Regions from separate parts of the Homo sapiens genome. Here region 1 is linked to region 2. Evidence: read pairs that join two places in POLR2A ChIA-PET (ENCODE). Cell type or tissue: K562. All regions are shown on one strand. Each heading gives the region's core, and the rest is flanking DNA. Links, peaks and the distances in the headings are about the cores only. Region 1 overlaps MMP24-AS1-EDEM2 (MMP24-AS1-EDEM2 readthrough). Region 2 overlaps UQCC1 (ubiquinol-cytochrome c reductase complex assembly factor 1).

Region 1 (4,389 bases), core at 186-4,185, 220 kb after region 2:
ATTATAGGTGTGAGCCACTGCACCTGGCCCTGTGCCATCTTCTTTATGTTCCTTTATTCTGTCCTTTTTCATGCCTTCTTTAGATTGTTTTCCCCCCATTCCATTTTCCTCTTACTAATATGGAAATTATGCACAATATCTAGCTTTTTACATAGTTTTCCAAGCAAATTTAACAAACATAACTTATCAAAGTCTAAATTTAATGAAAATCTTTGTTCTCCTCCTGAATAATGCAAAACCTGACTTAGAGAACATCCTGACCTATATGCTACAGTTATATATTTTAGTTATTTGTTTTAAACCTTCCATACATTATAATTTTTGTTCTATATTGTTGAAGTTTTGCATTTACACATAAATTTACCACTTTTTTTGTTGTTGTTGGTTTGAAATAGAGTCTCACTCTGCCACCCAGGCTGGAGTGCAGTGGCGCGATCTTGGCTCACCTCCACCTCCTGGGTTTAAACGATTCTCCTGCCTCAGCCTCCAGAGTAGCTGGGATTACAGTTGTGCACCACCACACCAGGCTAATTTTTGTATTTTTAGTAGAGATGGTGTTTCACCACATTGGCCAGGCTGGTCTCAAACTCATGATCTTGAGTGATCCACCTGCTTTGGCTTCCCAAAGTGCTGGAATTACAGGTTTAGCCACTGTGCCTGGCCTATTTACCACTTTTTTGACTATTTTTTCTTTTCGTGTCTCAGACCTTTTCTCTAAAGTATTTCCTTTAGAATTTCCTTTAATGCAGGTGTGTGCTTCATAAACATTCCCAGCTTTTGTTTATATGAAAATGTCTTTATTCAACTGCCTTTGGTTGGCCTTTGAGTGATATTTTTGCTGGGTGTATGGTTCTAGGTTGATGGTTACTTTCTCTTATTGTGTTAAAAACTTTTTCCATTATCTTCTGGTTTCATTATTGTTAAGAAGTAATCTGTCAATGTAATTATTATTTATTTGTAGAGAATCTTGTTTTGGTTTTCACTTTGGCTGTCTTCTCCTTTTAAAAACTTTTTGTTATGGAAAACTTCAAACATAAAAGTAGAGAAAATAGCATAATGAACCAGACGTGCCCATCACCCAGCATTAATAATTATTATTACATGGATTCTGGCTGCATTCGAGATCATTTTTCCCTTTGGTGTTCTGCAGTTTTACCATAAGGTACATACATGTAGATTTCTTTTCTTTCTTTCTTTTCTTTTTTTTTTTTTTTCTGAGATGGAGTCTCGCTCTGTCGCCCAGGCTGGAGTGCAGTGTCATGATCTCAGCTCACTGCAACCTCCGCCTCCTGGGTTCAAGCAATTCTCCTGCCTCAGCCTCCCGAGTAGCTGGGACTACAGGCGCACAACGCCATGCCCGGCTAATTTTTTGTATTTTTAATAGAGACAGGGTTTCACCGTGTTTACCAGGCTGGTCACGAACTCCTGAGCTCAGGCAGTCCACCTGCCTCAGCCTCCCAAAGTGCTGGGATTACAGGCATGAGCCACCGTGCCCAGACTTTTTTTTTTTTTTTTTGAGACGGAGTCTCACTCTGTCACCCAGGCTGAAGTGCAGTGGTGCAATCTTGGCTCACTGCAACCTCCACCTCCTGGGTTTAAGCCATTCTTCTGCCTCAGCTTCCCAAGTAGCTGGGACTGCAGGCGCTTGCCACCACGCCCAGCTAATATTTTGTATTTTTAGTAGAGACAGGGTTTCACCATTTTAGCCGGGATGGTCTCCATCTCCTGACCTCGTGATCTCCACCTCGGCTCCCAAAGTGCTGGGATTACAGATGTGAGCCACCATGCCTGGCCTGCATAGGGACCTTTTATCAGACTTCCACTTGGGGCAGGTCTGACCTTGGTCTCCTATTCCCCCTCTGCAGGGAGGAGGGGAATTTTGAAACTTAGGGTCACCAGTTATTTTCATTGAGAGGGCCACTCAGGATATCTATTTAGCTGTATTTCCAAGAACCTTTGTGTCTTTTTAAAAGTTCTAAGTAGGCCGGGTGCGGTGGCTCATGCCTGTAAATCCAGCACTTTGGGAGGCTGAGGCAGGTGGATCATGAGGTCAGGAGATCGAGACCATCCTGGCTAGCACAGTGAAACACCGTGTCTACAAAAAAAAAATCCAAAAAAATTAGCCGGGCATGGTGGTGAGCTCCTGTAGTCCCAGCTACTCGGGAGGCTGAGGCAGGAGAACGGCGTGAACCTGGGAGGCGGAGCTTGCAGTGAGCCGAAATCGCGCCACTGCACTCCAGCCTAGGTGACAGAGCGAGACTCCGTCTCAAAAAAAAAAAAAAAAAGTTCTACATATTGCATAATAAGTTGAAATAGATAAATTAGTAAAATAAAGGTAATAACCATCATTACCCCTTCCCCCCAGGTATGACAGGTGACTGGGAGACAGACAGAGTGACAAATGGAATGAGCATGGGCTTTGGAATCAAAGATACTCAGCCCTACCACCTACTAGATGGGTGACCTGGGGCAAGTCACTTTATCTCATGGAACCTCAGTATCTTCATACGAAGAGGGGACAGTAGTACTTAGTGCTTGGTACACAATAGGGACTTACAAAAAATAGCCACTGTTCCTGTGATGAACCAAGAGAAGAAAACCCCATAAACTTAACACCATAGAAATATGTGGGATTAAGGGACTCTTTTTTCGCTGGGTGGCTCTAGCTCCTTCCCAGTGAGCCACCCCAACAGAGTGAGGTTTTTGTTTGTTTGTTTTTACCCGTGAAATAGCTTCAGGAGGTCCTGAGAACATGCGCCCCACAATAGAGTGTTTATGTTTAACTCGCACAGGGGAAAGATCCTTGATCCCTTGGTCTTTCCCTTTGGACTGTGCCATTTGCTTTCTGTGCCATCTGTAGTGGTAGGAGGACTCCTGTCTGCTCATCTGCTCTCCAAGAAGGCTGGGGTGGAAGTAGAGGCTGGATGGCCCTGTTCCGGGCCTCTCCTGAGAATGGCTGAGGAGGCGGCCCGAAAACTCCTCCCAGGTAAGACCCACACAGAGATGGGGCAGAGACGAAGTCCAGTAGGTCCTGCTTCCCTTGCTGAAGATGAGAGTGGCAGTGCTGAATTAATTCCTGGTATTTCTCACCAGGTGTATTTGGTCTTTCTACCCACCAGGCACCCACCATGGAAATCAGGAGTGTCCTGGGCATTTTAAGGGCCTGCTGGGGCCCTGACCCGGATGGATGAGTTGACCTCATTATTGTTTGCAGGGGATGGTTGAAGGTGGCCAGCCTGGTGGGTGGAAGGCCATTACCCTTATTTTGAATGAGCCCATTTGTCCCCTTCCAGGTACTACAGTTATTCCACACACTGCTGGAGTAACAGGGGCCCAGGGAAGGGTGTTGGTGTGAGCATTAGCAGCCCTGGATTCTAGACTCAGCTCTGCCAGCCAACATCGTGACCAAGCCACTCTTTCTCTTCATAGTTTGTTGTTTGTTTGTTTGTGATGGAGTCTTGTTCTGTCGCCCAGGCTGGAGTGCAGTGGCACAATCTCAAGTCACTGTAACCACCGCCTCCTGGGTTCAAGCAATTCTTTTGCTTCAGCCTCTTGAGTAGCTGGGATTACAGGCGCCTGCCACCATGCCCAGCTAATTTTTGTATTTTTTAGTAGAGATGAAGTTTCGCCACGTTGATCAGGCTGGTCTCAAACTCTTGACCTCAAGTGATCTGGCTGCCTCGGCCTCCCAAAGTGCTGGGATTACAGGCATGAGCCACTGTGTCTGGCCTCTCTCCACAGTTTGGTTTCCCCATCTATCAAATGAGAATCATAATTTCTACTTCCCTACCACATCGGGTTTTGGAGAGGCTAAAATGAGGTCAGGAAGGAGAAACTGCTTAGAGAACGTCCAACACTTTTAAAACGAGAGGGATTTGTTTTGTGGCTAAGCTGTGTCCAGGGCTGCAGGTCAAGCCTCCATGTTTTTGTCTAGTGGGGCAGTAACACCAGGCTCAGTAGCATCAACTGTACACTGTGTTCCCTTCAGGGTGTGGTGGAGGCTCTGAGGACTGTTCACACCCAGACACGTCACACTGTGCTTTCCATCACCTCTTGGCCATCTCACTTATTTATCCCTTTTCTTTCTTAATTTTTTTTTTTTTTTTTTTTTCAGACAGGGTCTTGCTCTGTCGCCCAGGCTGGAGTGCAGTGGCGTGATCATGGCTCACTGCAGCCTCTCGAACTTCTGGGCTCAGTTGATTCTCCCACCTCAGCCTCCTGAGTAGCTGGGATTACAGGCAGATGCCACCATGCATGGCTAAATTTTTTTTTGTAGAGATGGGGTTTCACCATGTTGCCCAGGCTGGTCTTGAACTCCCGGGATCAAGTGATCCATCTGCCTTGGACTCCCAAAGTGTTGGGATTACAGGCGTGAGCCACCACACCCGG
Region 2 (4,389 bases), core at 287-4,286:
AGGGGCTGGGGAATGTATTTATTGAACTGCCAGATCTTGGGAAAGTAAATTCTGGAGAACTAAGTTTACTACTTTGACCATAGTGAGTATCTGAGGAACATGGGAATGGCTGCCCTGTCAAAAGGACCCTTGTTTGAGACTGCCTTCAGCTGAACCTTTGCATCATACAACTGACTACTATATACTTTTTGGTTTTGATCACCTCTGAAATGTTTCTTCCTCTGTACTCACACAGTTACACTGAGTTTGGCTTAGGGGCCTAAGGTGGCAGTTTATTTTATGCTTTTTTTTTTTTTTTTTTAGACATAGTCTCACTGTGCTGCCTAGGCTGAAGTGCAGTGGTGCAGTTGTGGCTCACTACAACCTCCGTCTCCCAGGTTCAAGTGATTCTTGTGCCTCAGCCCTCCGAGTAGCTGGGATTACAGGAGCCCACCACCACGCCCATATGATTTTTTTGTATTTTTAGTAGAGACAGGGTTTCACCATCTTGGCCAGGCTGGTCTCAATCTCCTGACCTCAAGTGATCCACCTACCTCGGCTTCCCAAAGTGCTGAGATTACAGGCGTGAGCCACCGTGCCCAGCCTATGCTATCTTTTTCTAAGCAGTAGTTTAGTAAGTGCACACCATATCCTGGGCACTTTGTGGGAACTAGGGAATAGTTCTCAAGAAGCTCACAGTCTAGTGAGGGAGATAAGATGTGTAAAATGGTCAATTATAAATCAGAATGCCTAAGTTATATAATAAATATGAGTAAGAAGTACTTATAGGATCACAAAGGAAGCTGCAACTATCAAAACCCTTATACTTCTACCTGTTAGTTCTTTGAAATGTGCCACGCATCAGGTAGCTTAAAAGGCACACTGCCTGCCATCTTGTTGTCTGAATGGTGAAGGGTAAGGCATAGCGTTCAGGGAAGGAAGCTGCATATATTGAAGGGAAAAAGTGCTTTTTTAGGAGAGGAGGACTGTAGAGGTGGCACTGTAAAATTACTCACTGGAAAGGTGGGAGGGTTGCAAGAAGGCTAGGGGAACTCAAAGATAATATTCAGAACCTGTATGAAAGACTCTTTATTGCCCATATAGCTAGAGGTATCAGTGTTAGAGGGAGTGGATGGCAAAATAAAATAAAATATATAATCCCTGTGACCACATCCCAAGGTCAATACCTGACTAACAGCAGATGGGAGAACCTTGAAACTACTTATAGTTCTTTAAAGTTTCCAAACTGTGCCTGCTTAATCTTCCTTGCTGAGGTTGGTTTAATTTCTGAGGAGTAGGGTGTACCACCCCCAGTTCAATTGAGAGAGGGAAGCTGTCTGCTTCAAATCTATACTTGATTCCCCTTCCACTCTTTCTCTCGCCTAGTTCTGATGATATGCAGGTTTTGGTGGAAAGAATCTGTAGCTTTTCAGTTTGAATCAGCACTCTTCTTGAGGACCTCCTATGTGTGCAGGACCATGGGATGTTGGAGAGAAGGGTATGACATGCATTCTTTTCTGGTAATTTCTTTTGGGCAAATCAGATACAGACTCTGTGTCTGTATCTTCAAGAAATGTAAGTCTAATGGAAAACAGACATAAAGCACGATTGCCTATAATGCATGCCAGTGAAAGAAATGCTGTGCCCAAGACACAGGCAGATGCAGTGGAAGCACAAAGTGGTGTAACTAAATCCAGATTTGGTGATGGGGTGGAGTGTTGGATAAAGAGTGGCTTTGTGGTAGAGGTGACATTTGAGATGCACCACGAAGAGTGACTAGAATTTCTGTCAGAGAAAGGGTGGGCATTTTAGATTGAGGGAATAATAGGAGCAAAAGATAGAATGTGTACAAGAACATGGAGTATTTGAGGGCAGCCAGTTGCCTGATGTGTCTGGGGCAGGTTTATTGAGGAATGTAGTGGAAGGGTCACCAGGAAAGTAGTTAGTTTGGGGCTCAGTTGTGCTGTGATCCTCCAAGAATCGGAGAAGTCTTTCTTCTAATGGAATCGTGCAGGGGCGGGGTGGGCAGGCTGTTAGGAGGAATGATGGATCCACCCCAAGTCTGTGGAGAAGCCATGTTCTATTGGCCCTGCTCTCTTAGCCTGAAGCTCCAGGAGGGTAACCGAAGGATAGCCACATCAAGATTACAGGACTCAGTGGACTTGCTGGAGGCATAGGGGTTGAAGTACCTCTTGGAGGTGGTAGTGTGGGGTGGGGGAGGAGGCTTAGAAAACAGAAAAGTAGAAATAATGCCTCCTCCGCCAAACAAAACCAAAACCAAACAAACTACTAATAAACAAAAATACCCTGGTCGCTGACATTTCAGAAGGTTTGCTTAGGTTCCCAAGGGTAAGGGTTCCCTGTTGACTCTTAGAATAAGGACAAGATTTCTCACACCCTGTTAGTTCCCTGGAGGAAATGGTGTTTCACTTATCCTGTCTGATTTTTTTAGTTTCACAGTTTTTCTGTGGTTTAGGATTTAGGACTGGGACACCCTCCAGCTCCTAGAGGACCCTTATCAGTTGTATACTCACTTGAGCTTGCAGCTGCAATGACTATGTGTTCATTGTCTTTGCTGAACAAGATTAGTATTGACTGTGGCTGCTGAAAAAATGCTGAGAGAGGCCACTGTCTGCGCTGTCTAGCATCCCCACGTGGACTTGATAAAAGCAGGCCTCCTCCCCTATATCCTGTCTTGGCCACTGGCATCATGCCCACACCAGAAACCTGGGAGCCCTCATTTGTCTCTTCTCTCACCCCTTCACCTGCTCAGTCACCTAACTCAAAATTTTTTTGACTCTGACCCATCGTAACAAATGCATGTTACTTTGTGACCAGAATGGACACATGAATCTGATACAGAAGTTCTGTAAAATTTATCCTTATAATGTCAGGTAATCTCTGATATTTTCTTTTGTTTCTTTCTTTCTTTTTTTTTTTTTTTTTTTTAGTTTTAAGGAGCAAGGAGTTTAATAGGCAAGAAAGAAAAGAAAGAAGGGGGAAGGAAGAAAGAAGCAGCTCCCCTGTACAGAGACAGAGGGAGGAGGCTCCAAGGCTGAGAGAGGGAACCCCTGATATTTTCTATTCCATTTGAATTCATTTTAAACAGACATTGATAATGTCACCCACTAAATTGATTTCACTGAGTTGCAACCAACAGTACTTGAAAAGTGGTCTTTGGCCTCTAGCTTCCCTATCCCCATTCCATTGGCCTTCTCAGTACAAATGGGGTCAGTACACAAACAGACACACACACACGCACACACATGCACTCACTCCTTAATGTTCTCCATTGTTCTCAGAATAAAATACAAGTTTTGGCCGGGCCCAGTGGCTCACGGTTGTAATCCCAGCACTTTGGGAGGCTGAGGTGGGCAGATCACCTGAGGTTAGGAGTTCAAGACCAGCTTGGCCAACATGGTGAAACCCTGTCTCTAATAAAAATACAAAAAAATTATCCAGGCATGGTGGCGGGCACCTGTAGTCCCAGCTACTCAGGAGGCTAAAGCATGAGAATCGCTTGAACCTGGGAAGCTGAGGTTGCTGTGAGCCGAGATGGCGCCACGCACTCCGGCCTAGACGACAGAGCGAGACTTCATCTCGGAAAATAAAATAAAATAAAAGTTTCATATCATGGCATTCACATCTGATCAAATGTGACCTATGGTGCCTTTACTAGTCTCATTTGTTGCTATTTTAGGCACTATTACCATCACTACTCCCTTCTCTGCAAGAAAAAGCAAAACTATGTAGTAGAAATATCAAGTCTTCTGCACAAAGTTTCTTCTGCCTAGAAGGCCCTTCCCCCGCCTCTCCACTTGACAAATTCCTGTTTTTCCTTCAGTATCCAATTCAGGTATTATCTCTGCTTTGAAACCTTCCCTTCTGGGCAGGGAGATTTATGTAGTTGGAATTTGTGTTGGCATTGTAAGTGTTAACAGATTTGTAGAGACTCCCCTTTTCAAATTGTCATGGAGCACTAGTACCTTCTCAGTGCAGAAATTAATTTTACAAAATGGAATGGAACAAATAAAATTGGAACATACCTATGATGGAGGTACGATGGAGAGGGAGTAAAATGTAGTCTGTTTTTAAAGATTATTTTAAAGTCAGGTATTTCATAAATACAATTACTACTAGGTGTTTTATGTATATTATCATTTATTTATTTACATACATTATTTCACACATGCTCACAACTACTTTATTCTCATTTTACATATGAGGGATCAGGGGCTTAGAGAAGTCAGAGAACTTTCCCAAAGAAGTAGTTAGAATGTGGTGGAGAGGAAATTCAGGTGCTGGTCTGGCTAACTGAAAGCATTAAGTTGCTTTCCTCTTTAGTAATTATAACTACTAAAGTAACTAATTAAATACTTAAATTAATGTTAATTAATACTAAAGTACCTA

Evidence for each region. Peaks named below come from ENCODE experiments on the same cell type or tissue, not always from the same donor. Only the 100,000 strongest peaks of a DNase experiment are listed, where the experiment ranks them.
Region 1: POLR2A ChIA-PET joins it to region 2 with 6 read pairs; 4 of 35 experiments call an interaction of 5 or more read pairs at or near these places.

Annotation. Positions count from the first base shown.
Region 1 is chr20:35,136,477-35,140,865 of GRCh38, reverse strand. MMP24-AS1-EDEM2 (MMP24-AS1-EDEM2 readthrough) reads left to right here. Exons shown (of 15, transcript NM_001355008.2): 9 at 2,861-2,986. EDEM2 (ER degradation enhancing alpha-mannosidase like protein 2) reads left to right here. Exons shown (of 11, transcript NM_018217.3): 5 at 2,861-2,986. Among named protein-coding and RNA genes, the nearest start is that of EDEM2, 8.7 kb to the left of the region's middle. In K562, for the core only: no CTCF peak of the experiment used is centred there; no DNase peak of the experiment used is centred there.
Region 2 is chr20:35,361,568-35,365,956 of GRCh38, reverse strand. All of the region lies in intron 6 of UQCC1 (ubiquinol-cytochrome c reductase complex assembly factor 1), which reads left to right. Among named protein-coding and RNA genes, the nearest start is that of UQCC1, 48 kb to the left of the region's middle. In K562, for the core only: no CTCF peak of the experiment used is centred there; a DNase peak (open chromatin) is centred at 2,536.